Regions from separate parts of the Homo sapiens genome. Here all the other regions are linked to region 4. Evidence: chromatin loops called from intact Hi-C (ENCODE). Cell type or tissue: ascending aorta. All regions are shown on one strand.

What was found. A loop is a pair of places that touch in the nucleus more often than their neighbours do. Peaks named below come from ENCODE experiments on the same cell type or tissue, not always from the same donor. Only the 100,000 strongest peaks of a DNase experiment are listed, where the experiment ranks them.
Region 1: it touches region 4 in a loop (8-fold over the local background); 3 of 110 quality-filtered maps call a loop at or near these places.
Region 2: it touches region 4 in a loop (4-fold over the local background); 54 of 110 quality-filtered maps call a loop at or near these places.
Region 3: a loop joins it to region 4, with 3 times the contacts of the local background. A loop is called at or near these places in 22 of 110 quality-filtered maps.
Region 5: a loop joins it to region 4, with 3 times the contacts of the local background. A loop is called at or near these places in 44 of 110 quality-filtered maps.
Region 6: a loop joins it to region 4, with 5 times the contacts of the local background. A loop is called at or near these places in 72 of 110 quality-filtered maps.
Region 7: it touches region 4 in a loop (7-fold over the local background); 3 of 110 quality-filtered maps call a loop at or near these places.

The regions. Positions count from the first base shown.
Region 1 is chrX:38,797,894-38,801,893 of GRCh38, forward strand. It overlaps MID1IP1 (MID1 interacting protein 1), which reads left to right and starts at 3,566. Exons shown (of 3, transcript NM_021242.6): 1 at 3,566-3,594. It overlaps MID1IP1-AS1 (MID1IP1 antisense RNA 1), which reads right to left. Exons shown (of 2, transcript NR_046706.1): 2 at 3,355-3,899. RefSeq lists enhancers at 3,263-3,557, 3,587-3,666, 3,776-4,000. In ascending aorta, a CTCF peak has its summit at 2,259; a DNase peak (open chromatin) is centred at 3,448; H3K4me3 peaks cover 534 bases; H3K27ac peaks cover 1,462 bases.
Region 2 is chrX:40,153,295-40,157,294 of GRCh38, forward strand. It overlaps a transcript of BCOR not described here. Among named protein-coding and RNA genes, the nearest start is that of BCOR, 57 kb to the left of the region's middle. RefSeq lists a silencer at 492-541 and an enhancer at 3,320-4,000. In ascending aorta, no CTCF peak of the experiment used is centred here; a DNase peak (open chromatin) is centred at 1,898; H3K4me3 peaks cover 2,638 bases; H3K27ac peaks cover 2,291 bases.
Region 3 is chrX:39,728,813-39,732,812 of GRCh38, forward strand. No RefSeq gene overlaps it. Among named protein-coding and RNA genes, the nearest start is that of MIR3937, 70 kb to the left of the region's middle. RefSeq lists an enhancer at 1,943-2,237. In ascending aorta, a CTCF peak has its summit at 2,099 (motif pointing right); DNase peaks (open chromatin) are centred at 1,369, 1,669, 2,189 and 3,099; H3K27ac peaks cover 2,432 bases.
Region 4 is chrX:40,012,741-40,016,740 of GRCh38, forward strand. No RefSeq gene overlaps it. Among named protein-coding and RNA genes, the nearest start is that of LINC03053, 5.5 kb to the left of the region's middle. RefSeq lists enhancers at 1-24, 1,762-2,261 and a silencer at 1,016-1,105. In ascending aorta, no CTCF peak of the experiment used is centred here; DNase peaks (open chromatin) are centred at 571, 1,231, 1,721, 2,391 and 1 weaker place; H3K4me3 peaks cover 2,663 bases; H3K27ac peaks cover 2,663 bases; H3K27me3 peaks cover 1,216 bases.
Region 5 is chrX:40,174,322-40,178,321 of GRCh38, forward strand. It overlaps a transcript of BCOR not described here. Among named protein-coding and RNA genes, the nearest start is that of BCOR, 78 kb to the left of the region's middle. RefSeq lists an enhancer at 575-624 and silencers at 1,985-2,034, 2,055-2,144, 2,405-2,604. In ascending aorta, no CTCF peak of the experiment used is centred here; DNase peaks (open chromatin) are centred at 940, 1,260, 1,750, 2,540 and 3 weaker places; H3K4me3 peaks cover 3,221 bases; H3K27ac peaks cover 3,317 bases.
Region 6 is chrX:40,092,505-40,096,504 of GRCh38, forward strand. The region is part of intron 1 of BCOR (BCL6 corepressor); the gene reads right to left. Among named protein-coding and RNA genes, the nearest start is that of BCOR, 3.5 kb to the right of the region's middle. RefSeq lists enhancers at 288-914, 2,988-3,037. In ascending aorta, no CTCF peak of the experiment used is centred here; a DNase peak (open chromatin) is centred at 2,098; H3K4me3 peaks cover 2,768 bases; H3K27ac peaks cover 2,162 bases.
Region 7 is chrX:39,642,875-39,646,874 of GRCh38, forward strand. No RefSeq gene overlaps it. Among named protein-coding and RNA genes, the nearest start is that of MIR3937, 16 kb to the right of the region's middle. In ascending aorta, no CTCF peak of the experiment used is centred here; DNase peaks (open chromatin) are centred at 2,497 and 2,883; H3K27ac peaks cover 670 bases.

The DNA of each region.
Region 1 (4,000 bases), 1.2 Mb before region 4:
TGGGATTACCTGAACCTTTTGCCCTATGCCAGTAACTGAATTTTCTGGCATGCCTGTTTTGTTCCTTGTTTGGAATTACATTTATTGACTCTCTAGTGATGTGTTTGGTTCAAATTTTGTTTCTTTTGCTCTGCAATATCCTTTTTCAAATCTTCCTAATTGTTTATTATTTTTCTATTCTTATCAAGGTCTTCTATAGCTGGAAGGACTTGTAGGTTGTATTTGCTTCTAGATTTACATCTTTTGTGTACTAACTCTGTCCAGACTGTCTAATATGATGTAGGTGAATTCGCCTTGACTTCATTGTACCTTGTCTAGGTCTAGTTTTTTTATTATTAAGGTTGGAAGAGTAAATTATGGAAGACTTGGGCGTGTAACTGTTGAACCCGTCCATTGGATAATGTATTTATGACACTGTAGCTTCAACAAAATGAAGCTACAACCCATATGTATATGTATATATGTGGATTTGTAATTAGGACTTGAACATATGAAATATTGATAATTATGTGTTTTCTCCCTAATTTGGTGTTATAATTTGTAAACTTTGAATCTAATTTCAGAATTTAAACTAACCAAGCTGACACATTTTAACAGGATAGAGTGAAGAAAGAACATTCTCATTCTTCCTTCTATGCTGATGGTACAAGAAAGTCCTGGAATCCTAAGGATCTAGGAAAAATCAACTTGAGAAGTTTCTATGTGGTAAGAAAAGCTATGATGTGTCTTGCCCTTTTCTCATCTACCATATTGAAATTGAATGTACAGTTCTGTATACGGTTCAGAGTTCTTAAAGATGTAGAAATGATGAGAACATAACAAAAGGTATTCTTTAGTATTCTCAACTTTCCCTGTGCTCTACTTCTTCCAAACGCAAGGCTAAAGACGCTTTAAAAAATGAGATTGTGACAAAATGCTAACTACGACATATTCAGACATTCCAAAACCTGAAAGTGGATCTGAAGCCAGCAGATTCACTACTCACTGTTCTTAGGTTTTGGCATTTTTCTGTCTACCTTCTCTCAACTAAACCTTCATGACGGTTTTTCCTGTAAGGACAATTACAATAAGATACACTCCCTTCCCCATCTTAACTCAGATTATTATGATGCTATTTCTGCATTTTTGTATCATGTGATGGTGGTTTCTTTGTGGTATATGACAAAAATGCCCTTCTTCTTGACTCCACAGGAAGAAAACTGGCTATTAGCTTGGGACTTCAGCAAGGCACTTAGCAAGGTCTCTCATAATATCCTGTGGTCAAGAAGAAAAATATAGGCTGGATGACTGTACAATTAACATGATTCATAGCTGGCTGGAACAACTTATGCCAAAAAGTGCCAATTAATGGACGGATATCAAACTGAAGGAGCTCTCCAGATGTTCTACAGCAATTTGCCTCTTGCCCAGTGGTGCCTGGTACCTATTATCAATAACTTGGATAAATATATAGAATAGTTATCAAATATATGGGTAAGATCCAAGTGCATTACAGCACAGAATCAGGACCCAAAATAATAAAACAGGCTGAACTAATGGGCCAAATCCAATGAGATAAAGTTTAAGTAGGATAATATAAAGTTCTGTACTTTGGTCCAAAAAATCCCCACTACTCAAGTATAGGGTACACAAAATTTTGTTATATAGATGGCAGCATATAGATGTAGCTGTTAAAATAAGTCCATTAAATGTTAGGCAGCATTATAAGCAGTAGCTATCTATTGAGTAGTAGAAAGAACATTGGATTTGGCATTAGAAAACTGGGTCAAATCCCAGTTCTGACAGTTTGGCCCTTAAACTCTTTGATCCTTGCTTTCTTCTCAGGGTGGTTGTGAAGTTAAAATGAGTTAACATGTCTTTTGAGTTAACAAGTCTAATTTCCAAGCACTTGTGCTCAATAAATATGACCTAGAAAAATTACCATTCACAATAATATAAGTGGCTGTGCCACTCCATTTTGTCCTAGAAAAGATGGTACTTGGAATGAGAGGGGCCACACTCAAAAGCAAACCAGAGCTACTTCTAAAGTTAGTGACTAGGATGGATGAGCGACTCAAAAGAGAACATGAAGAATGGCTACAGGAACTGGGGATAACTGACTTGAAGAACAGTAGACTTAAGGAGACCATATCTACCTTCAAACATCTGATGGTGTGCTTCATGGCCTTCTGTAGAGCTCCAAAAGATAGAAGAACACTGGAGAACGGAAAATAGAAGAATGTAGGCAAGGGCGACCACTTGGTGGGGATGTTGTGAGCGATTTCAGCACAAGTGGATGGTTGGACTACATGGCCTTTAACACGAGAGTCTGACTGTCATATTTCTAGGACATTTTTCATGAAATGGATCCTTCTAAGTCTGTCTCAAAATAATCCAGGATCTCTGCTATCTTGGGTTGGGCTGGCTTCTTGCCTTAAAATATCATCTTTCTTCCAGTTCTAGGCCAGATCTCTTCTTTATCCAGTCTGACTTTCTTGCACCAGTTTACTCTTGCTGACTACTTTGTTCAGGAATTTCTGGTCACTTTTAAAATGTCATTCCCCCCCCCCAAAAAAAAACTATCCAAGGGACACAGTACAAGGATAATTTGTGGACATTTTTGGGGAGATGAGCCAGCAAAGCATGCTTTCCAGGTTGCTTAATTAAAAGAGTGGGAATTAAGAACCAGAATTTAAGAGTTCCGGCAGGGCGCTGGTGGCTTACGCCTGTAATCCCAGCACTTTGGGAGGCCGAGGCGGGCGGATCAAGAGGTCAAGAGATCGAGACCATCCTGGCCAACATGGTGAAACCCCGTCTCTACTAAAAATATAAAAATTAGCTGGGCGTGGTGGTGCGCGCCTGTAGTCCAAGCTACTGGAGAGGCTGAGGCAGGAGAATCACTTGAACCCGGGAGGCAGAGGTTGAAGTGAGCCGAGATTGCTCCACTGCACTCCAGCCTGGCGACAGTGCGAGACTCCGTCTCAAAAAAAAACAAAACAAAAAAAAAGAGATCCAGAATTCCAGAATTGCAACTGTGAACCAAGAAGTGGGGATGGGTACCTCAGACAAGGCTTTTACCGGAAATTTAGCATATAGGATAGAAAGCAGAGACCAAAGACCTCTTGCTTTGAGGCTGTTGGCGTGCTACAAGGACTCGAAAGTTATTTGTTCAACGGATGACTTCTGTTTTCTGGAGGCAAACTGAATTCCGGGCAGGTGGCTCAGCACCTCCAGCCTGTTCCAGATCGGGACAGGGAAGGTGCCTGGGGCAATCAGTGAGGTTTCCAACCTTCCTTAGGCCTGGGCCAGCCCGCTCCCCTCCCATGTGACCCCAGGCAACCATTTTAATTTTTTTACAGCCAAGCGTAGTGGAGAACTGGCTGCGCGCCGGTTGCCAGGGACGCGGCAGCCAGCTTGGCGGGGCTGGGGTGAAAGAGGACGCTGCGTGGGGGAGGGCTCCGCGGCTTCTGACTGGCTGGAGCATCAGGATTCATTTGCATAATATTTTCTGACGGCTTCTGATTGGCTGAAGCCAGAGGGGCGGTGGTGGGGTGATTCCAAGGGCCCAGAGCTCTGGCCGGCGGACCTTTTCCTTCTGGAGTTTCCCCGGCGGGTGTGAGTTGTTGCGGGGTCTGGGGGAGCTGGGAGGCCCGGTTTGGGAAGTTTTGCAGGCAGGTGCATGAGCCATCTTTCTCTGAAAGTGTTTAAGAAATGTTCAAGAACAGCGGCCAGAGTCAAGAAACTGGGGGATGAAGGGTTATCTCGAGACTAGACGGAAGGAAACGTATCAGGGGAGGGGTGGAGGCCAGAAGGAAGGAGTTAGGTAGGGGCCCTCTCCCAAGCTGGCGTTTTTGCTGGGTGGAATCCTTTTGCTAGATCCCTTGGATTTCCGTTTTCCGTGTGTTATCACACTGTTGGAACTGGGAAGAAGAGAAAAAGAGGCAAGATTTTGGCATTTAGTAAGTTAAGTCTGAATACCGAGTTTTCATCCGGGTGCATACGTACTTAAAATACCAAATGG
Region 2 (4,000 bases), 140 kb after region 4:
GACCCAGGGGGCACCCCCACCCTCGCCCAAGGCCCGAGGGTGGGGGACAGCTGAAATGTCTTTGGTCTTGTTTGATGACCGCTTGGCGGATCTGCTCCCATCCGGGTTCTGCCGTTCCGAGAGTGCCGGGTCAGTGATACCCAGGCCGGTCTGAGCAGGCATGTGGATGAGCAAAAGCAAATCTGTCGCTCCTCCGACCGCCACCCCTCACTTAACCTTTCCTGCATCCAAGGAAGGGGAGGGCACCCAGACTCTGCCCCACCCCCCGCGGGGCGCTCCCTCTGCCTCGGAAGCTGAGACTAAGAGCGAGGGTTTTCCCCCTTTCCCCTGGGCTCGCTGGGTTTCTAACTTCCTCTAAACCTCCCTCCTCGCTCCGAAAAGCCCCGAGGAGAGGAGCTGAGAGGAAGCACGCCGCTAGTGTGCAAAATGAAGACCATGTGTGAGGACGGCGGCATCAGAGTGCAGCCGCGGGGGTTAGGGGGTGGCAAAGGCCCCCGCGCGGCCGGAGGCTCGGGGCCGCAGCAGCCAGTGCCTCTGCTCTGCGTTGGGGACTCGGAGCCGCAGCGAGAGGCAGTGGAGAGGCAGGGCTGGCCTCGTGGCGGGAGGCGAGGAGGGGGTGCGAGGGCTGCCGCGCCGTGGGGGGCAGGGGGCGGGGACGCAGCCCCGGCTTCCTGGGCCGCAGCTGCGACCGAGGGCGCAAGAGCAGATCGTGCTCTGCGGCGGTGGCGGCTCGGGCCCGCCGCTCTAGCAGCTGAGAATCAACAAAGGGAGGCGGCGGGGGAGGGGCGCCACCGAGCGTTCGCTGGCTGCTCTGGAATAATAAAAAATAATTAATAATGATAATAAGAGAAAAATCCCCCGGCTTTCATGGCTCTGGGTTTCCGTGTGGCTGCAGCGGGAAGCGCGCTGTCCTTGAGGCGGCCTCTCTCGCCTGGCCTGCCCGCCCCTCCCCCTCCTCGCCCCCTCCCCTCCCCAGGAACCGGGAAGAGAAAGGTCTGCAGCTGACAAATATTATCCATTCTCCCCATCGATCGCGGAGTGTACAGATGTGAGCGCTTGATGTGCCCGCGGAGCGGCGGATCCTCCCTGCTCGCTCGCTCTCGCCCAGGCTCCGCTCGCCGTCCCCCTCCTCCCCCTTTGTTCTCCTCCCCTTTCCCTCTCTTTAAATAGATTTCAGGGCGCTGCCTGTTGGAGAGCAGCTGGCGATCTCTCCCGAGAGAGGGAGCGAGCGAAGCCCGAGGTGCCCTGTCACCAGCCTCCCCTCCCCCACCTCGGCTTTTCTCTACGTCCCCCCCACCCCACCTTTCTCCAGTTTCCAAAATAGAAAACACCGGGAACACCCACGTCCACTGCACCGCGAGCCCCTGGGAGCCTTTGGACCCCTCGTGCTGTTCCTTGTGTCTGTGTCTGTGCAGAGGAAGGGCAGTGCAGGGAGGGGACCCAGGGCCGCGGCAGAAGAGCCAAGGGTCCGGATCTTTCCCTGGCAGCAGCAGGGACGCAGCGTGGGTCACGCTAACAGGGTACAGTTTACCCATTAGGGAAAGTCGGCGGAGACGGCCCTGTTATTCCTCTTTTGCAGATGGCAGATTAATCCGGCAGCACCCGGCCTCAAAGGGACCGGCTGCTCGGCAAAGGGTTAACCCGTCGGCCGGTAATCGTGGACACGCGCGCACACACACACACGCACGCGCGCGCGCGTCCTCTCCGCCTGCCCGAGCGCCCGCCGCGGCCCGCAGTGCGCCCGGGGCTGGGGGAGTAGCTGCGGGAGGGGAGGGGGTCGGGGGAGGGGCGGGGCGGGCTTAACCAGGCCGCTCGACTGAGCCGGGGCCACCTCGCCGTCTGTCACTTAAATGATTGTCCTCCGCTCCGCTCAGTGCGGTCAGTACGGGCTGTTAACAGGCAGTTGCAATCAGTTTCCGAAAGGTCAGCCAAGGTCCTCCGGCTCTCGCAGACGGAAGGCATTACGAAACCGCTTTTGTATCTGCAGGCACTTTAGAAAAAGAGGCGAGAAGGGGCGCACCGCAGTGCCGCGGCTGCTGCGACCGGGGGAGAGGGTCGGGGGCTGCGGAGCAGAGGAGTCCGCACCCCCGCGGCCAGGGTCAGGCGGCGTGGATATCACCCGCGGAGTGACCCAGGGCCTCCGGGTTTCGGTGGGGAAGCAGGAAGGGGGTGGGGAGCAGGCGGCAAGGGAAGGAGGAGTGGGAGGAAGTGGGAGAGGCGTCCTGGCTCCTCTCCTCACCCAGCCAACAGCCCACACCCGGACCCAGACGGGAGCGGGCGGCCTTGGACGCGAGGAGACCCCACTCGGACTCTCAGGCCCTCCTGGCGCCTGGAAGTAGGGAGGGGGTGTGGGGGGGGGAAAGACCCTCGCCGAGCGAGCGAGTCCCAGCGCGGTGTCTGAAGACGCTGCTGCCGCCGCCGCTAGAAGTCGTCCATCAGCAACCAGTCCAACCTGCCAGTGATAATGTGCGATCAACACCAAATCACCCCCGCCAGGCGCGATCCATCATCGCAGCGCGCCGCGGGCCCGCGTGAGGCTGACTCGCGGCTGGGGTGGGGAGGGGGGGCGCGCGGAGCAGGAGGCGGTCGCCCAGCACACCCGGACTCTCCGCGCACCTCGCTGCCCCTCCTGGAGGCCTGCACCCAGGCGCTCATAACTCTCCAAGTTCCCCAGCTACAGAGCGAAAACCCAGTGGCTCCGAGTTCTGGGCACAGCTCACTTAGGAATCCGCGCGTCCTCCGCGCCCTGCTGTCGTGGTCACACCCTGCAAAGCCATTCCAGCCTCGGAGCTGCCCTGCCCATCCCCTCCCCCTCCTCCGAGAAACCGTGGCTGGCAGGAAATTAATATTTAATATCGTGAAATTGATTAAAGGGCTGGAAGCCGGCGATGGGTTGGGGGGAAGGGTAGGGACTCCTAGCGTAATTAAAGATCTGAGAGTCGTGGTCGTTCCTTGTCGGCCCTGGCCGCACGTGGCCTTTGTGAAGCCGAGGCGGGGTCGGACTGGGCTGAGCCTGGCGAGCCGGGGTCAGGAGCCCGTGCAGCTTAGGCTCTGGCCCGCGCGGCCGGGTTTTTTCGGGGCGGGGGTAGGGCTGGGGCGGCACAGCAGCGGCAGGGGATGAGGAGGTGACCTTAGGGCACCCGGGGCTGCGCGCAGAGCCACTCTTCCCCTGCCCGCCTGCACCGTGGGCCACTGGAGCCCGAGGGTCGGGTGCTACAACTGCTGTCTTGCTTGTACAGCACAGAAGCGCCTTTACTGACCAGGTGGCCTCGAGGGCGCACCGCCTACCCCCCAGGCCCCCTTTCAGCAGCCTCACTCTGGGCCCCGCTTCGAGGCGCCTCCCCAACCCCTGACAGGAGTCTTCTGAGCCCCCCACGCAGCCCTTCGGGAGGGGAGTCAGGTTCACCTTTCCCCCTGCAACTTGGAAATCCTAGGGCTTAGGCGCCCCGGGGCCCCCCGCCGGTTCTCTCCTGTCCAGGCCCCAGCCTGGTACGCTCACGCCTGGGGCAGCTTAACTCGTTCAGCTGCGCTGCAGATGGGGCCTGCTGCTCGAAGCCGCTGTCTCCAGGGAGTCGTCACCGAACCAGCTCGGCCAGCCGCCTGTCGTGCCGTTTAAGGTTACCGCGCTTCCCGCGAGGGGCATCGGGACTGGACCGGGCAGGAGGTGGGTGCAGCTGAGGCTCCCTGGCCACCCGAGCTAACGCTAGGAGAGGAATTCGGTGTGCAAAAGGTCAGCGGTAACCCATTGGCCCTGGCTACAGTTTAGAAGTCGAATGGTTGGCTTGGTGGTGGGGTGACCCCAGCTCACGGAGGCCTGGCTCCAAAGGGCTGATGTGAACTTTTTCTTGTATCTGATTTTTTAGTGAAGCACTCTGAAAAGTACCAAGTGTGCAGAGGGGAGAAAACACAAAACACATCAAGCTGCGTCCTTGGCCCTAATCAGGGGAGCAGGAAGGCCCTCCAGACTCCAGGCCCTCCAGACTCCAGGCCCGCTGTGGGG
Region 3 (4,000 bases), 280 kb before region 4:
GAGTGAAAGCTTCCTGAGGCCTCACTAGAAGCCAAGCAAATGCTGGTGCTATGCTTCCTGTACAGCCTACAGAACTGTGAGCCAATCAAACCTCTTTTTATACAAATTACCCAGTCTCGGGTATTTCTTTATAGCAATGCAAGAATGGCCTAACACACTTCATATGTCTGGTGCTTGAGCTGAAATAATTCAAAGCCTGGAACAGTTGGCCAGTGCATCTACAGGTGGCCTCTTCATGTGGATTGGGCTTCCTCCCAGCATGGTAGCCACGAGTCAGACATCTTACATGGCAGCTTGGAGCTCCAAGCATGAATGTTACAGCAAACAAAGCAGAAATTGCATGGCCTTTTATGACCTAGTCTCAGAAGCCACACAGCATCACTCTTTCAGTAGTATTTTGGTTGAAGCAGTTACAACCCACCCCCACCCCCCACCCCGGATTCAAGGGGAAGGACCAGAGAACCTGCCTCTGGATGAGAAAAGTGTCAGAGAATTTCCTGCCATGTTTCAAAACCGTCAAGGGGCTGACTTCTGTACAGTACCCACTTTCACTGTCAGCCAGCCTTGAACACAATATTCTTTTATCAGTAGCAGTGACATTAGGGCAACACTGGGGATGGGGAGGAGAATGGGGAAGTGAAGGGCCATGAGCAAAACTTTGGTTTGTCTTTTTTCAGCATCTGATTCTACTCTCATTTCTTCGAGTCCATCATAGTCCCTCTTTTCCTACCCTCAAAGCCTGAGTGCAGGTGAGGTTAGCCCTTTACGCCACCCCAGGGCTTCTATCCTGAGAAGCAAAGTGCTAGAATAGAAAGCGATAGATAGATTGTCTCTGAGATTATGGCCTGGGTTCTTGGCACAGCAGGATTCTAGGGTGTTTGTTTTTCATTCCTGTCCCAAGAATGCACCTGATAACCTCCCTGGGCCTCTAAAAAAGCACCCATCATTTGTACAGGTCCTTCCAGGTGCTGAGATAGGAAAAAAGAGGGATCCCCAGTCAGGGCTGGAAGGGAAGCTACCTCCCCTCCTCTTGGGGAATTCAACCCTGTCCTTTTTATGATTGAGGGAACCAAAGCTTAGAGGGGCTGTGACTTGCCCAGGGTCACCAGTGTGTCAGCGGCTGAGTTGGAACTGTGCAGAATTCACCCTTCACCCTGGGGCATTTGCACCCTGGGGCACTTTCCACAGTCGACTGACTGCGGGGAGAAGTGGGAGGAGGTTACACTCAGGGCAAAGCCACTAAAGGCCAGCATTCGACCAGCTCAGCCAGCCTCCCTGGGCCTCTTGGCAGCTCTGGGCCTGCAGGGAGGGTCCTACCCACCCCAGCCAACCCTCAGAGGCCCCCCAGGCTGCCAAGGCCACGTCACCGCAGCCTGCGGTCTGCCCAGCTAATGGCAGCTGCTGCGAGGGGAGTGGAGCCGCAGTAATTACAGCATCAAGGAATCACAAATGGATCTGCAAAGATGACATTAGGAGCATTAGACCTGGCACGGCTGCCTCCGGAGAGGTCGCTGGGAGGAGGCTGGGGCTGGGGCCTGGGGATGGGAGACAGACGTGCCTCTGTCTCACCCCACCCCCTTCGTTCCCAACCGGGGCTGCGATGACAATGCCAGGATTCACAAGCCCCTCGCAGAAACCACATCGGCCGCCAGTCTCGTGTGTGTCAGCGAAGATAACAGATGTCTTTCACAGGGAAGTAATTGCTTGAAACACAACTGGACAACCCCCCAGGAGGTTGCATTACAGGAAGGAACCTTGCTTTTGGGGCCGAAGGTGGGGGGGTGGTGACCTGGTAGGCAGTCCCCTCCCCAATTCCCTTGATCCTTTGACATCCTAATGAGTTGTGCTGGCCTTGCCTCTTGCAGTCCGCAGCTCTGTGGAAGGTAATTATTATGTCAAGCCTGGTTGAGGGCGTTGGTGGTGGGGCGGGGCTTCCTGGGTGGAATTTGTGGCTGGAGGAATTCCCCAGAGGCTGGAAGGGGTTAGCAGAGGAAGAATTGGGGGAAGGGCCAGGCCTTGATCAGTTACCATCCTCCAAAGCCTGAGAAATGGGTCTGAAGCGGCAAGGCTGCCTTTGGCCAAAGCTAGCACCAGTAGGTGTCACTGTAGGAAAGGAGGGGCCCCCGGGGCTGTCTGCGGATGGGGCTGGTAAAAATAGAGCTCGCCTGTGTTCCCACTGCCAAGTCGCCAAGCCTGGTGATTTATAAGGCTGGGAGCAGACGTGTGTGTAAATGTTTTTGCGTGCGAGATGTGTAACCAACCGCGGGCTGGCTTTTTCAAACTTACGAGGAGAGAGTGAGGGAGGGAGAGAAGGGGAGCGAGAGAAGGCAGCCAGGGTGGGAAGCACATGGGCCACTTTTATGTAACACTCCTCTGATACACGCCGCAGTGGGGATTTATGCTCTCTTTGAAGTAAATTGCATCCCGGTGCACCATAGCATGAAAGTTAAGATTTACCATGGCTGGGACCTCCGAGACCCTGCTGGAAGCTAGAATAATTAGCACAGCATTTGGCTGCCTCTCCTCCTGCTCTGCGGGCGGTGACAGGAGTGGCACTAATAGATCTTCCAGGCCTGAGCCTCGTGTGTTTGTCATGGGGTCCATGGTGGCTGTGGGCAAGGAGGACCGTGATCAACTGGAGAAATGGAGGTGGGGGGAGGGACTGGGACTGACCTTATTGCAGGGGACAGTGGGACCTGCCCCACCAGGGAGGAGCTGGGTGACAAACCAGCTTGGCCCCACAGGGTTCAGGTGCCCCTCTGTCAGGGGTTGGGCCAGAGTGCGTGCTTCGGTAACCCAGGGAACTCATTTATAAAACAGATTCCAGTGCCAGACTCCCAGCTTGCTGCAGGTGGGAGTCCTGGGGCACTCCGCCAGTTTGGAGGTCCCCTGGATTATATCAACTCTCATATTTAATGTTTTTCAAAAGGCAGTGCCTAGGACTCCCATCCCTCCTGACTTTTCTCCCTCTTCTCCCCTCCTCTTCCTGCAGGCACCTTCCCTGTGTCATTTCTCAGAGGCCGTGCATTTTCATGCTGGAAAAGCTGAGACTTGAACTTGATCAACAAACCCCAGAGTCCCACAGGGAAAGTCCTAACAGCCGCCTGGTCACTCCAGTTCTGCCAAGAAACAGCTGCGTGGTCTTGGACAAGTCCCAGCCCTTCTCCAGGCTTCAGCTTCCACACTGTATCATGATGGGGTTGGATTTTTACAAGATCATCTTGAAGGCCTTCATTAACAGTCCGTGATATACTTGACTCTCCCCCTCCCCTGGACACCCTCATGGAGCTCTAAGGAATCAAAGCATAGAAGTAATGTCCCTCTGGGGTTCCAGGTGCTGCGGTAGTACACCAGTGTTGGGAAGAAGAGCTAGCAGCACCGCTCACTATGAAGATTCTAAGTGCCTACTCAGCAAGGGCTTTCCTGAGGTTGTAATAAGCTCCTGGATCAGTTAACTCTTCCGCAAGGCAGAGCAGCTTTCCAGACCCCACTTCATCATCACAATAAGTAAATGACAGCCTGGGCAACAAAGTGAGACCCCACCTCTACGAAATTAAAAAAAAAAATTAATTAGGCAGGCATGGTGGCATGTGCCTATAGTCCCACTTATTTGGGAAGCTGAAGTGAGAGGCTTGAGCCCAGGTTTTCAAGTCTGCAATGAGCTATGATCGTGCCACTGCACTCCAGCCTAGGCAACAGGGCAAGATCTTATCTCAAAAAAAGAAAGAAGGAAAGAAGGAAAGAAAAGAAAGAAAGAAAGAAGGAAAAGAAAGAAAGAAAGAAAGAAAGAAAGAAAGAAAGAAAGAAAGAAAGAAAGAGAGAAAGAGAGAAAGAGAAAGGGAAAGGAAAAGAAAACAAAAGACTCTCACAACATTCTTTTAAGGTTGCGAATAAAATTGTCCCCATCACACATCTGAGGAAACTGAGGCTTTGGCCCAAGTGAGTCAAAGGAGTGTGATGAAAATATAGATTTTGAAATCAAAATAAGTGCAAATCTCAT
Region 4 (4,000 bases):
ACACAACACGCACACGTGTGCGGGAGACTCGAGGATGCCCTGCCTCCATCGCTCACAGAGTGAGTACCAAGGCCGAGCGAAACGGCACCCCTTTGGTGGAAGACACAGTGTTGGGACCAGTGGTGGCCTCCGCGCTACGTCTTCTATCGCAACCTCTGGGTTTCCTTTGCAGAACTGCATACCCCAGAGCAGAGGCCATGTGGAGACCTGCGGCTTGGTCCCGACTGGTGCAGTGGCCTCTGCTCTGGTGTGGGCTGGCGGTTTCCCCGCGCCCGGTGACCTTAAGGGGGTTTCCGGAGTCGCGCAGCCAGCCCTTCCTCCCAGCTTCTCCGGCCAAGGCCGCTCTCGGCCGCCCAGCCTGGTCGGGCTCGGCTAGTCGGCTCCTCGCCCCGGGCAGGAGTGCGGTTGGTGAAAGCACTCGGGGCCTCACCCACGCTCTGTGCACACGCGCCCCGCCGGGGCGGGAGCCGGAGCCGCGCTCCAACAGCCCGAAATTGCCAAATGGTCGCTGGGCAGGGTTGGGGATAGACTTTGGGAACCGGGTTTGAGCTGGAGAAGACGAGGAAAACGAGTGAAACGGGAGAGGCGGGGTGGGGTGACGGCTCATAAATCATCCAGCCCCACCCTCGGGCCTCAGTGCAGAGGCGCCCTAGCCCCACGAGGAAGAGGAGGTTCACCCAGCCACTCCTGGCCGACCTCTGAGCTCTCCGGGAGCCAGCGCCCCACCCTAGGCTCAGGCCGCGCTAGGACCAGCTCCCGGCCCAGATCGTAAACCACCCGCCGGAATCGGCGGAAAGCCGCCCTTGGACACAGCGCGCATCCGCCCAAGGGGAAGTTTATTTATAGCTTGTAAACGTAAAGGAAACCAGACCGCGCTACCTCGCCGCGCTCCGGCTGCTTCGCTCCCCACCTGCCCACCAGGAGGGCGCGACGGGTGGAGGGAGGTGGGGTTTGGTTCTGTGCCCCCCCTCCCCCGCTCCCGCTCCGCTGCCAGGGGAGAACAGGGTCCTAAGAGGCTGGCAAGCCTTACATTCCTCTCGGGACGCCTATCCAGTGCCATGAAAGCCGGAGGGGGCGGAGGACAGGGCCCGGGCACCGGAGTGGTTAGGGTGGGGGTGGCCGAGCTGGCCCACTTGGCACGGAAGGGCAGGCAGGCCAGGCGACGCGGCGCGAGATTCCACAGCTCCCGCTCCGGACCGGGGGAAATCCTGGAGTGCCAGAGAGCCCGGGGAGGGGGCGCTCCGGGAGCCTCTCCTTGAAAGGCGGGATGCTTTCCCCGTTCCTCCCGCGCACGTGTCCTCAGCAGAGCAGGCAAGCGCTGCGCGCCTGGGGCTGCGATCCTCGGGTGACAGCGACTGAGAGCGCGCCCTCTCCACCCCCACCCCCGCCGTCGCCGCCTCTCCTGGGGAGCTCCAGTCTCCAGGGTGCGCTCGGGGCAGGCCCCAAGAGCCAGAGAAACGGAAAAGTGCCGGGGAGGCGATTAGGAAGAGAAGACATTAAAAAGCCCAGCCCTGAAAGACAGGCAGCCGAGCTGAAAAAGACGCCTGCGAACCCCCACCCCGCCGCCCCTCGCCTACTGCGCCCAGACGGCCCCTCCTTGTCCCGGCTGAGCGCACCCACCCCCGGCCTCGGCCGGGGCGAATTCGTGTGTGTGTGTGTGTGTGTGTGTGTGTGTGTGTGTGTGTGCGCGCGCGCGCGCGCGCTCGAGTGCCGGGAGGGCAGTTGCGAAACGGGCTCTTGGCTGCAGCGCGGCATAATGGAGGTGGCTGGAACAATGCGCGCTTTGTGCGCGCGGGGAGTTGTTTTCCACCCGCCTCGCCCCCCTTGCTCGGGCCGTATGGCACTTTAATCTCCGCCACGACTCGGCACAAATGCACTTGTGTCCTGCGGGTCACTGGGGGCCGTGCGGCTGGAGCCGCCCCCACCCCGACCCCCGCGGAACCCACCGCCGGCTGCCCCATCTTCCTTCCTGAGCACCCCCCACCACCACCTCAATTCCCGGCGTGGGCCGGTGAGCTGGCGTGGAAGCTTCCGGGCCCGCCGGCCACTTTTATTTTCCGTGAAGACGGCCCCTCCCCCGCTCCACGAGCGCGCGCGCGCACACACACACACACACACACACACACGCCGCCCGCAGGCCCCACACTCACCGCCCTCTCTCGCCTAGCCTCTCCTCGGCCCGCCTCCGCCCCCGCCCCCGCCCCCGCCCCGCGCTCCGGACTCCTGCGAACAATAGTAAATGTCAACAGATTCCGCGCGGCGAGTGTCTGACTCGGCCGAGATAAGGGTGCGCGGTTGGCCCCGCGCTCCTCGTCGCCGCGGGGGGAGCCCACCCTGACCCCGGCTGGAAGGAACCGGCTGTGACTAAACCCGTGCCGGGAGAGGGGGGCGGGAGGGCAGGGCACCAGTCCCAGCTCGGTGGGGCAGCCTCGCCAGGAGACCAGGCCCTGCCCCGCCCCCACCCCACTTAACCCGTTGCCGATGGGGGAACCTATGGGCACCGTAAAAGCCGCGGGGTCGACGTGGCGGTCGGGCCTGCTTTTGGCCCACAGCTGCAATCTCCAGAGGATATCGGCAAAACGCTGATCCACGTGAGGACTCGCAGTTTTCGACCTACTGGGAGCCAGCACCTGAAGCAAAGGATTCGAGTCCTGATGTCCGGAGACTCATTAAAATATTTTCCTAAGCGCGCACACACTCGCAGGTCCTCCTCCTTGGTCGTCGGTAACCCACCACCCAACCGAATTAAAATTCGCAAATTGATTCCCACGCGTTGGTATTAATGGGTTGTTCCTCTTAAATTGTTGCCAACTTTGCTAATGGATTATTATTTAAATGATTTCTTTTTCATAAAGTACGTGTTGTTTTATAGATGCGTATTTACTTAAAGAAATCAACTGCATGTATTAACATATTAAAGAGAGAATAAAGCATCGGGGCCGGTGTAATGTACTGTTCAGCCTTACTTTGGGTGCTCTCGAAGATAGGAAAATCTTATTTGTTTAATAATAAGTCACTCATGAATATGCAAATGGCATCGGTGCAGTACCTCACTTCTGTCACTATTAATGAGTTGCAAATTAATGTGACAACAAAAGGAAAATCTATTTAGTGGAGGAACTCAGGTTCCTACCTGGGGAGATCACAAGCAAGCCTGGAACTTGAGTCTCCAGGCAGGAGAGGACTGGGGATGGACACGTACCTCCTCACGTAGTGTTTTCCTGGAGCCTCCACTATTGTTTGGTTTCAGGGACCTGCTTTGTCAGGAACCCCTTAAAATTCCTGCTCCAGACCAGAGGAAGAAAGGCTGCTCCAGGGTAATTAGGGCCAAGTGTGATTAATGGAAATCAACCCACAGTTTGAAGTAAAGCAGTTGGCCAAGCAGATTTTGGGGGGTCTCCTCCCCCGAGCTTAAAGATTCCCCAAAGCCTTTTTGACCTCTGTTGCTTTGGACAGGGTTGAGGACGTAAATAGCGAATTAGCCCTCACAGGCCTGATCACAGGTATTAAGACAGCACCCTATGCACTTGAATTTTACGAGGTGACTTTGCTGATGGGAGATTTAAGAGCAGATCAGCTCATTTTCCTGCCGACCTACTTCCCAGAGGTTACAGACTGAAGTCTGGTTGTCTTCCATTTGAGCCTTCATTCTTTTCTGGCCTACACACCAGAGCCTATTTTTATTTCATCGATGATGCTGAAGAGAGTGTTTCTAATTCAGTTAAGTTTGGAAACATCGCTGAGAAAAAATAAATGTTGAGCTGTCCAGAACTGTGAACGAATAGTTCAGGTGCCTGGATAGCATTTCAAAGAAGCTGTTTGACTAGGGAACCTTCTGGAAAGATGCACGTATTCGATATCTAACCTGGTTAATGGTTACATGGTTTTATACATATGTAAAAATTCATCAGGCTGAGCATTTAAGATCTGTGCACTTCACTATGTCTAATCTATGACTATGTAAAGCCACCCCAAAGCTTAGTGGTCTAAAACAACAATA
Region 5 (4,000 bases), 160 kb after region 4:
GCTTCCCCTTCACAGCCTCCGGCCCCTACAAGACGCTCCCAGCCAGCCTCCGGAACAAACCCGCAGCCCTAAATCAGAATTCCAGTTCTCGAGCGCCACCCGGAGAGTTCACATTTCCCCTCCTCCGAGGCCGCGTGGTGCGCAAGAAAGAGCCCGAGGGCGGCGGCAGCACACGTCTGGGCAGCCCCCTCCCCGTACCCAGCAGCGTGTACGCAGGAAAAGAAAAAGCCAAGAGAAAAACGTGGACTGTAAAAGCCAAAACGCAGAACCATCTACTACTAACTACCGACAACCCCAGGCGGGAGTTTGCAAGGAGTAAGCAACCCTCTAATAGAAACTACAACTAAAATAATTCCTCTCTTCGCGTTCTATTAAGGTCCTGGAAGGTGGAACGCAAAGGGGACCCTGTCTTCTTAGGACACAGACTGGCTGCGCCGATAGTGCTCAGCCCCGCACCTCCTGAGCATACATTTAATGTTAGGCAAAGAGCAAGTTTCCTATCTACCGTTTGACCACAGTTTCTCACAGTATTTCTAATTGATTCAACGTGTATTAGATTGAAACAAAAATGATCTTGGTTGGAATATACACGGGCAACCTGTATTTAGATGGGGTAAGTTCCTGCAGCTATCTGACCACATTTGTCTGGTCCCTCTGAGAATCCACGTTTTCTAGCCCGAGAAGGGGCAGGCGGCCCTCATGGCGCCTCCTTCGGCGGTTTCCTGGCGAAGCGCCCATCCTCCCCAAGCACCAGGAACGGAGGCCGTCCATATTAATACTCGCGGGCAGCCTGTTCTGACCTATACTGTCATTTTTTCCATCGGTCGGGATCGGGCTGGGGGTGGGGTGGGGCGGGGGCTCTCCTCCGAGGGGCTCAGCACGGATCGTTGGGTTTTCCCCGGCGAACTTAACACGGAGGCAAAAGGGGCAGATGGAAACCAGGCCCCGGCTGGCCCCGCGCGCGTAAGCGCGGCACTCAGCAGCTCGACGCAAAGCCAGGGCTGGATTTTCGCGGCCCGGGCCCGGCGGCCGCCCAGCGCCCGCGCGATCCTCTCTCCTTCGGGTTGAGCAAACGTGGTCGCCTAATTCCGCCCGGGAGACAGCAGCTGTGCGGCGAGAGGGGGAGAAAAAATATCGCAACTTTTCCAACAGAAAGTGTGTGCGCACACGAGAGGTGAAGGCCCACCCCGATTCTGTGCACGTATCGACACAGCATCTAATCAGTGTCACTGCCAGGAATACGCTTCCGCGGCGGGCGACACCGCCGCCCTCGCCAACCTGCAGGAGGGAGGGGGGATGCAAATGGCGTCTCGCGTCGTCCTAGACTCCGCGCAGCACCCGCTACCGCGACTCCAAGCAGACGTTGCAGCAAACTGGGGTGCAGCGTCTGGGGACGCGAACGCGCAGGCGGCCCGAGCGGTCGCAGGGAAGAGGAACTAGCACCACTCCCCGCTACGAGACCGTTCCCCGCCCCCACCTCCGGAAGAGCCGCCCTTACTCGACTGGGGTGAGGGGCGGGAAACTTTGCAAGAAGACTGTTCCGCGCCTTCCCCGCGTGGCACCTCAGAAGAACGTGGGTGGGTTTCCCGTCCGAGGCCAGACCACGCTACCCTACTTTTCCAGGTTTCGGACCTGAACCTCGTGGACTACGGGAGGGAGAGTACATTTCGGGCCACTGCGGGGGGCGGAGGGACACCAAAGACAGGCGTCTTCAAGGGTTCTGGCAGATGGCCAAGTTTGTGTCCTTTCCCTCCCACGCTAGAGTAGCGCACGCCACTTTGGGGAAGCGTGAGACCGTTCACCACCGGCCACGAGGCCACCAATGTCTTCCAGGTGGGGCCGATGGTTTGTCTGCAGCACTCCCTTCCGCCTTGCGGTCCTCGCCTGGCTCCCACAGTCCTGGGGAGCCCCCAGAGCTAGCCCGCGTCTTCCCTCGCCCGCTCTTCCGGGGGAAAGGGAGGCTGTTTGTGTGGTGTGTAGCCCCGCTCCGGCTTGCACCCCCGCGAGCCACCTCGCAGCCCTCCCCGGCCTCGGCCTCACGGATCCCCTCCCGGAGTAGCCCCGCGGGCCCCCCCGCCATGCGTAATGGGGCGCCCCTGGGACGCAGGCGGGGATGGCGGTTCCGGTCGTTCCGGGATTTGCGTGCAAGAAGAAAACAAGGCCGGCGACTACAAGAGCGGCGACTCCATTCTTGGGGTTCAGACGCCCTCGCAGCCTCCGCGTCGGTTCCGCTCTCGCCCCGGGAGCCCGCTTCCGTGTCCCTGCCCCCGCCCCCCAACGATTCCTCGTCCGGCCCGTGCCGCACCACGCGGAGCTCCGCGCGCCCTGGCTCCCACACCGGTCCCTCCATAACTCGCGCTCCTCCCTCGCTCCGGGCTCGGGGAGCCGCTCGCTCCCAGCGCCCAGAGTCAGCCGGTTCCACCTTCGGCTGCGAGAGCCGCCGCCCCGCGCCACCCCCGCCCGGCCCGGCCCTTGTCCCAGCCCGGCTCCCCCGCCAGCTGCGCCGCCACCGCCGCACGTGACCCGCCCCCGTCGCGGCTTCCGCTGAGCTGCCTGTTCCGGGGCACAAACAATTTTTGCTCTGACGCGGGGTCTCTCGGGGGCCCTGGCGTCCTCTACTCCCTGCTCCCCACCCCACCCCACCCCCTACCTTCCGGGTAGGAGAACTCAAAACAACTCGCTGACCTTCGGGCCGACCAGCTCCGTCTTCCACTGACTCCAGCATTCCGTTCAAACCCAGCAGCCACGGCTTCTAAGATTTCACTCCGCTCTGGGCTGGGGGGGAGGGGGCGAGTTCTCCGGGAGGGGGTGTCTCAGATCGAAAGAGCCACTTCACGCTCTTTCTCCTCCTCCGAGGTGAGTTTTTAGACTATTTGGAGGCCTTGGGGAAACGCGAGCAGCCGCGTGCAAAGGAGCCCCCCCGCCTTCTCCCCGCACATGCAGCCTTGTCTAGTGTGACCCGATTTCCAGGGTCAGCAGCAGAGGGCCTGGCCAGCTTCGGAAATACCACCAAGCGGTGGACTGTGGCACCAGGCAGAGCTGGGGTGGAGGACTGTGCTAAATAATAATGGTAGCTCCTACTCACGTGGTCTGTGCTAAGTTCTTCACAAGCCTTCCAACTTTACAGAGTGAGAAACTGAGGCATAGGGAAAGGTCAGTCGTGTAAAACTGGGTAAAGCTCAGTTACTCAGCTAAGTAAGTGACTTAGTGAGGATTTGAACCCAGGTCTCTGAGTTCAGGGTGGTTAAACATGCTGTAAGTATGTTACAGTGCATACCTTGGTATCCACAGTACAAACCTGTCTACAAAACCCAGTGTTTGCTTGAGAGCTGTATATTTGGCGTGTAACATTGTGGCTGGCATATAGTAGGCACTCAATAAATATTTGTGGAATGAATGGGTGTCAGAATAAATGATTGACAGAATCATTGATGACAAGTGATGAGAGAAAACAGTCCTAACCATTGTTCTTCCTAAGAGAAATAAAAACCTCTAGCTGTTTTTTGAGTGTTCGCAGGTAACAGGAAACTCTTATTCAAAAATATATTAATCTCCTACCCCTATCCCCTAGCCAACCACCCTGGTAGTCATTTGAACTTGCTGGGGCACATAGCCAAAGCAGCTTCTACTTGGTCTCGGCCATTTTTTCCCAACCCTGTTCCTGTTCTGTAGGATTCTGCTCAGGGTCAGGCAGCCTGGAACTGCAATTGATGTGATTCTGAACACATAAGCAGCAGAGGAGGAGGGTACACCCGCCAAACGTGGTTCGTTGGCTTCCCTTCTACCCGCTGGTGGGGGCTCGGGGGAACGTGGCTTATATCTCTGTGGTTATTTTTGAATTCACGGACCACCCTGTGCAACTGGCTTCAACCCTCACCAGCTGTGAGGTTGCATCTCGAAGTGTAGGCAGTCATCTACTTTAACCGACAGCTCCGCGATCCCAGTCAGTGGGACCACATCTGTGATTTGAAGAGCTGCCACTGGTGCTCTGTACTGTCCT
Region 6 (4,000 bases), 80 kb after region 4:
TTCCTCCCAGAGGCCGCACTTCTTCCTGTTCTCCTTCCCAGCCCACTGAGGCCCTGCTCCACCTTAGCAAATTGGACCCCAGCAGTGCAACAGCCATTCCTACTGACCACAAAGTGGAAAGCTACCCCTCTTGTGGCTACACGATCCAGCCACTCAAGGTCAGGAACTCAAAATCTCTTCAGAAAGGCTCCTACCTGCTCGTCACCAACCCGCTGCCCACTCCACCTCACCCCTAGAAGGGAAAGAAACTATAACCAGAGATAATCCTAGTTCACTGCACACCATCCATCCTTTAGGCTGCTAGCGTGGCCCTCAGTTTCCTTCAAGCCAAAGACACATTATTTCCCTGTGAATAAGTGTGTGAATGTGGTTGTGTGGCCCACTCTTCTGTACCCAAGTCGGTCTCACTCACTCGGCAGGAAAGTCTTCGTCAGGCATTGAGGAGTGTTTGTCATTCAGCCTGTGTATCTAAGCATGGATGTATGCATATGAATGCTTTTTGTGTTTCCAAGTGACCCTCTTCACACCTTTAAATGGGCTATTGTCTCTGGAACGCACTTACAGAAATTCTGCCCCAGTTTCCAGCTCAACAAAGTCTGGGATTTTTCTCTCAGAATATCGCTATACATCTCTGTATTTGCATACCCATGTTTACATTCCCCTTGGCCAGTTCTTTATCTCTTATGTATCTCTTGTTCCATTTGGGCAACGGAGCCCAAGTGTCTTGATTTGTCTCAGCACATGTCATTCAAGCGCACATCTTAATCTGAGCATTCGTACTACTTCCATTCTTTTTGCTTTGCCTATAATGTGGCTCTTTCCCAGGCCAGACCAATATGGGTTTGCAGTTTAAATGTAAACAGAGGATCCCTTAAGATCACAAACTCTTAAAGAAAGGAAGAGGAGGGAGGAGGAGACTGGAATGTTAGTAATGAGTTATTTATGTATAGGGTAACCCATCCGCCCATTTCAAGCTGAAGAAAGAACTAGATAAATGTCTGCAGAGGTGTATTAAAATTTTAGACCAATTTAATATTAGCCATATATATACACACACAAACGATGGATCTCACAACACATCAGTGTCCAGCTCCTCTTTGGAGGCTGTCTCCTTGCACATATCTAACTCCTCACAAGTTCCTGGTTAAAAGTATGTCTATTTATATAGAGACAACTCAAAGACCGCTTTGCTCTCTTCAGTGCATACCTGTACATGCTGGCGGGGCATTTCAGGCTCAGGTCCTTGGTCTGCAGCAGTCATAGTCAGAGGCCCCACCCGACTACAGCTATGTGCAGACCTTCCCGTCCTTGAACACCCGCATGAATTCTCTTTGGGAACATTGAGTCTACGTCTGTCTTCCAAACTCAGTTTTTAAAGTGAGGGTGTTCATTGTGTGTGTTCACAGCTCCCCGACTGAGAAATACCTGGTCAAACTAGATCATCTAGCAGCTGCGTTTGGTTTGTGGAAGAATCGAGCCCGATGCACCAAGATGTGACCGTGCACACATAAGAGAAAGGAAAACCCTAGGCCCAGACTCACAGCTCCTCCCCACTGCGAGCTACTCTGCCTCCAGGAATTTCCACTAGGCTCTTTGCCCCCCTTTCCCTATTACACTACCCCACCACGGCCTTTAAAGGGTTAAGAGAAACCCCCACGGCCTTCCCTCCACCCAGCTCGCTGGGCCCGGAGGCTAGCTCGCTCACTCGCAGCTCACAGAGTCTGCTGCCATCTCCGCGCCTCCCCCCCCTCCAGTCCTTCAGCCGGGAGGGAGCCTGCATGCCTGTCTAGACCGATCTATCACCGGCACACCAACAACACCCGCGAGAGCGCGGAGACCCTGCCCAGGTCCCCCGGCCCGCACGGTTCACGGCGGACAGAACCCGGGGAGCGTGACGGTGCCTGCGGGGTGGGGGTAGGGGGCCCACAGGCACTGGCCGCTCCGAGCGCACCACGGGTCCTCTCCAGCTCCGGCCCCCCGCGCTCCCACCAGCCCGGCTGCCGGGGCACAGTCACAGCTCCGCGCGCTGGGCAGTCCTATTTTTATCTTGTCTAATCCTAAACTGGGCGGGGAGCACAGGCGTCGTGCTTAGAGAACAAGAGATAGGCGCGGGAGGCGGGGAGGAGCAGCCAGGCAGCGACGCGAGCGGGAGCGAGTTAAAGACACAGTGGAGGCGACCGCGGGCAGGAAGAAAGAGCGGGCTGCGCGGGCCTCGAGGCGCCGCACGCAACGCGCCGCCCCGCGAAGTTACACTCGCTTCCCCGCCGTCCCTCGCTACCGGCCCCTCCCCACTTCCCAGCGGCGCTCCCCGCAGCCTGGACAGCGAGGCCCCGGCCTGTGTGGGAGGCGGAGGCCAGGACGGCCCTGCAAAGGGCTGGAGAGAATCGCTAATGAGCTGTGCAGCCCATTGATCCGGAGAACACTTCCTAATTAACTCTCAGTCACCTACTGGTGACAGCGCCTCAAAGGACAGCGCTGGGGCCAGCCGAGCCCCAGCCGCGACTTGCCGGCCGGGCGCCTGCTGCCCAAAACCCGCGCGCTCCCCTAAACACCCCAAGGCAATTGGTGTGCGTGGCGGTGTATACCCGCACACTGAAGGCCAGCCTCGGATTAAACCTGGATGGCATATTAATCATCGCCTTCCCCCCCCACTCCGCTCTACGCGCTGAAACCCTGCCCAAAATAAACACGAAAACCAACACTGCAAAACCCACACCAGATAACAGGTCGAGAGAGGAGTGGGCAGGGTCAAGGAACGAGCGTATTCCCTAAGTGTCCACGTACAGGAATCTTTGAGGCTGACAATTAAAATGCCTTCCACGCAAGCAATTCTGTTGGCAAAACCGAACCCAACACTTCGTAAGGATTGATTTCGGCCCGCGGTGTCCGTTTCCAGTGCCACAGGAAGTGTCAGATGGCCAGAAATACCCAAGTCTGTCTGCACTCACCACCCACCACCTTCTGGGGTGGGCCATTTCCTCCTAGTCTTTACTCCCAGGCCATTTTAAGGATCTTTCTCCAAAAGACTACCCCTAGAACCAAATACCACACTACCCCTCCTCTAGCGTCTTCTCAAAACGAAAAAAGGGGGGGAAAACACAGCTAAAACCCCGAGCTGTCTAGTCTAGACGCAGCGAGGCTGTGCGAATACCTATTTGAAGCGCGTTGGTTTCTTTTTAAGGTTTGTTTCTAAATACACATAACCCTCCTCCTTCCTTCTTCGCTCTTCCATTCCCCCCACCCCCACCCTCCAGACGCCGGCGGCGCGCGCCCTGGCGCGCGGGCACTCACAGCCTCTAGCTGGAGATCGCGGACTTTCTGGAAAAGATTCATTAACAGCAAATTACGCCTCGCCCGGCCACGGCCTACACGCTGCCAGACTCGTCCGTCTCCGGGACCCCGGGAAGGGCCCACTCGAGCGTGCGAGCGGCGGGAAGCCCGCCGGGACCACGCGTGACTTCGGCCGCCCTACTCCACACACGGTGCCCCAAGGCTCTCTCCGTAAACAGCAGGCGCTCGTCACCGCCGCCGCGAGCCCCCGAGTTGGCGGAGGCTCTGCGGCGCAGCCGCCCGCCGGCTCCGAGCGCGGGCCCCGCGGCGCCTCGCCCTCCCCGCCTTGGCCGAGGATCTTGCCCCGGTGCGCAAGTTCCTCTTCGCCTACAGCCTCCTTGCCACACGCCCTCCGAGTGGGACCAACTTCCTCCGGCCGCAGACTTTCACACGCCCATCAGGGCTACCCACCAGACTCCCCATTGCCCAGCGGAGGGCCCAGGTCTCGCCCGCCCCCGCCCTCCCTCCACGACGCTGCCCCCGCACAAGCACATTCTACACCCACCCCTGGGGGCTCATAACTTAAAACCTACGCTGAACATCGGGGAGGGAGAGGAGGGGGAAAGCGGGAGGGGGATCGCAGATTATAATCTTAAAAGAACATTTACAAAACAAAGCGTCTGACCTGGCTGGCGGGCGGGCCAAGTCGGAACCCCTTGCTCTGCTCGAT
Region 7 (4,000 bases), 370 kb before region 4:
CCTAGTCTGGTGTGTTGTTGAAACATAATAAATTTTTGGCACTTTTAGAGCAGATGTATGAAGAAATTAAGTTCAGATTTAAATTCCAGATCGTTTTTTTAAATGTAGTATGTTCAGATCCGTACGTAGAAAATCGAAGCCAAAAAAGAAAAAAATAAGATCTTTTTGTGTGAGAACCAGTGGTTCTCAATTGGGTGGTGGGGGAGAGGGTTGCTTCTCCAGGCGACATTTGACAATGTTCACAGACACTTTGGGTTATAACAACATGGGAGGGGGGAATGGGTGCTACTGGCATCTAGTAGGTAGAGGCCAGGATGGTGCTAAACAGCCTGTAAGGCACAGGACAGCCCCCACAATGAAAAATGATCTGACTCAAAATGGTAACAGTATGTTGAGAATGGACGGACCGGCAACGGCAGCATCACCTGGGATTCTCAGGCACATCCCAGAGCTACAGAATCAACAACTCTGGAGTGTATCTGAAAGCATTCTACATGTTAACCAGTCCTCCACATGATTCTGATGCACGCTCAAGTGTGAGAAACCCTGGTCTAGAGCTCCCCATTCCATACATTAACCACGAATACAGAGCTATTAATTCAAACAAAATAAGATTTAGAATGCAGTTCCTCAGTCACAGTAGGCAATTTCAAGAGCTCAGTAGCCACATGTGGCTAGTGGCTACCATATTGGACAGTACAGATCTAGAACATTTTCATTGCCACAGAAAGTTCTAGAGCTTTGTTCAGCAAGGCTTTCTCATGAACAGGAAAAGCCAACAGGCACGTAGGCTGAGGAAGGTTTCTACCCCAACGCAGTCACTGCCACCTCTACACAGAAGCATGTGAGGGTGAGCTGTGGAAAAGATAGGACCATGTGGTACATCTGAAAGAGCCCTGGGCTGAGGTCAGGAGGATGACATTTTAATTTCTGCATCTGACTTACAAACTTGTGGCACTGTCATGTGCTGGTTGAGGGACAAAGTGCCAGGCATTTTATCCTTTTCTGCCATAGACTTTTTTGACGCTCTGGTGAAGCTCATGGACTGCTTCTCAAAAGAAGGCTTGTAAATGCATAAAATAAAATAAAATTACAAAGAAAACCAATTACATTGAAATGTAGTTATCAAAATAAAAAAACACAGTTGTGCTATTGTAATATATATGCTTCTTTATTAACACAGTAATTAATAAGATAGAGTGGCAGGTCTAATAACCACTGTAATTTCAAAGAAGTGATAAGTGAAAGTGATATTTTGAGATCTGCATAACAACAGTAATATGATATGAAATATCTGTGATTTCTGTTGGAGACAAGGTCTCAGGTACTGCTAATACCGCCGTGATTTGTTGCCTGCATTCATAATTGAAGGAAACACTAAATCTCATTAGAAAATTAGTGGAAATAAAGAGGCAATTTTTTTTCATCCAAGTTCACAGCCTGATGCATTTAGAACCTCTGGTGGTGTGACTTTACTGTCCCCTGTCCTCCAAGGGATCCTCTTCACCCCACTAGTAGAAGCTGAGCAAATAGAAAGAGGGAAGAGACCCACGAGGGAAGTTTTAGGGACCAGACCTGAAAGTGACTGTGTGTACATCACTTCTGCCCTCACTCCACGGGCCAGAACTAGTGGTTGGGGTGGGGGTGCAGGAGCACTGTGGGGGAGGCTGAGACATGGTCGCCCTGACACAGGTGGGCACATTCAGTCTCTGTCACACCTAGCTACCTCAAAGATCAAATAAGAAAATGGATATGAAAGCGTTCTGCCTCACCGGAAAAAGAGTTTGATTTATTGAAAACAAAATTATCTTGAGAGATTGGGCACAGTGGCTCATGCCTGTAATGCTAGCACTTTGGGAAGCCGAGGCAGGCAGATTGCCTGAGCTCAGGAGTTTGAGACCACCCTGGCAACATGGTGAAATCCCGGCTCTACTAAAATACAAAAAATTAGCCAGGCATGGTGGCGGGTACCTGTTGTCCAAGCTACTGAGGAGGCTGAGGCACTAGAATTGCTTGAACCCAGGAGGCAGAGGTTGCAGCGAGCAGAGATTGCACCATTGCACTCCAGCCTGGGTGACAAAGCGAGACTCGGTTTCCAGGAAAAAAAAAAATTATCATTAAAGCTACAAACAAGATGGTGGGGGCCCTTCTTCCAGCAGAGAGCTGGAGAGACGAAACACCAGCTTGGGGGGAATACTTTAAGGGTGTTTCCAAGACTGGAGGTCTCAGCTTTAATACCAAAGCCACTCCTGCCCCACTTCCACGCCAGCCACCACTTTTCACCCCTCCCCTCCCCCACCCTGGGAAAACCTAGAAAAGTTTCGGGACTTCAGGCCTGGTGCAGCCCACCTCCCTCGGTCATTCAAATCAGGGCCTGGCAGGCCCCCAGGAGGGAGGTAACAAAATTAAAAATAGCCTCTCCTCCAAGAAAAAAAATTAAAAATAGATTCCAACCCACATGAAAATTTGGGTGGAAAGAAAGGAAAGGAAAACAAAATGAATCATCTTTATGTGTTTTGCTGAGCGAGAGCCCGTTGCCATGGCTACGGGGCCCTGTGTGCAGGCCTGGTCTTTTCCAGCAAGTTCAAGGCCCGCCAAAGAGCCAGTGGGGGCGGCCCTATCACCAATATGTTATAGCCATCGGATCCACGATCCCCCAACGCAGTCGCTGCCACTGAGCAGGTCGTATTAATGACTGTCACAATTAATTTAGTGTTTCCTTCCGTTGTGATCTATCGCTGTAATTGAGCAAACGAGAGGACTTGTTTGGGTCTCCTGGGAGTTTAGGGAAATCTTGCCTGGTTTTGCAATCTAGACAGTCAGGGGAGGTTATGCGAACTTGTGGAGAAGCCCGGTCTTAAATCATAGAGTGGGAAAGCCAGCTCTCCAGCCTGCATCAGCCAGCCGCTGTCTGCCTTCCTGGTGGGCTCGCTGGTGCTGCACGTGAAAGGCCCCATGAAGACAAGGAAGGGTAAGAGGATCAGCAAGTCCGCATGGCCTCACTGGCTGGTGAAACAAAGCTGGGACAGTGGCCCAATCCCCCCAGTAGGTGATGTGCTTGGGAGACACTCCCCCAGATTAAGAAAAGCTGGATTCATGAGGTCCCCTTCTCAGAACTGGAGTTTTAGGCCTTAACCTAAACTGGAAAGGGCAGCCTAGGGCTTTGGAGAAGGCTCTTGTCTCACATACACTTTTCTAAAACAGTAGTGTTCTGCCTTAAGAAAACCAAATACATTGAAAATTCAAACTTACAAAATAAATAAGAGGGACAGGGGAGGAAGAGAAAACTCACTTCATAAAGAATTTTTTACTTTAAAATAATTGGCCTGGAAATGTTCCACATAAGAAACAAAAGAGACATGTCAACTAAATTCAATATCTGATCTTAGACTAGATCTTATGCTATCGAAAGCATTATTAGGACAATTGACAAAATTGAAATATGAATGGTAGAACAGATTAAAATATTACACTTATGATAAATTTACTGAAGTGGATAACTATACTGTTGCTAACTGTACTGTGGTTCTATAAAAGAATATTCTTATTCTTAGAAAATATGAAAGTATTTAAGAATGAAGGGCCATGATGTATGTAACTGCTGTGGTCTGAATGTTTGTGTCCCTCCAAAACCCATATGTTAAAACCCTATCAATGTGATGGTTTTAGCAAGTGGGGCCCTTGGGAGGTGGTTAGGTCATGAGAGTGGAGCCCTCATAAATGGGATTAGTGCCCTTATAAAAGAGGCCTCAGAGATATCCCTCACCCTTTCCACCATGTGAGATCACAGCTGGAAGGCACCATCTGTGAATCAAAAAGTGGGCCCTCACCAGACACTGAATCTTCTGGCACCTTGTTTTTGGACTTCCCAGTCTCCAGAACTGTGAGCAATGAATTTCTGTTGTTTATAAGCCACGCAGTTTATGATATTTTGTTGTAGTAGCCTGAATAGACCAAGACAGCAACTTACCCTCAAACTGTATTTTAAAAATTATATATT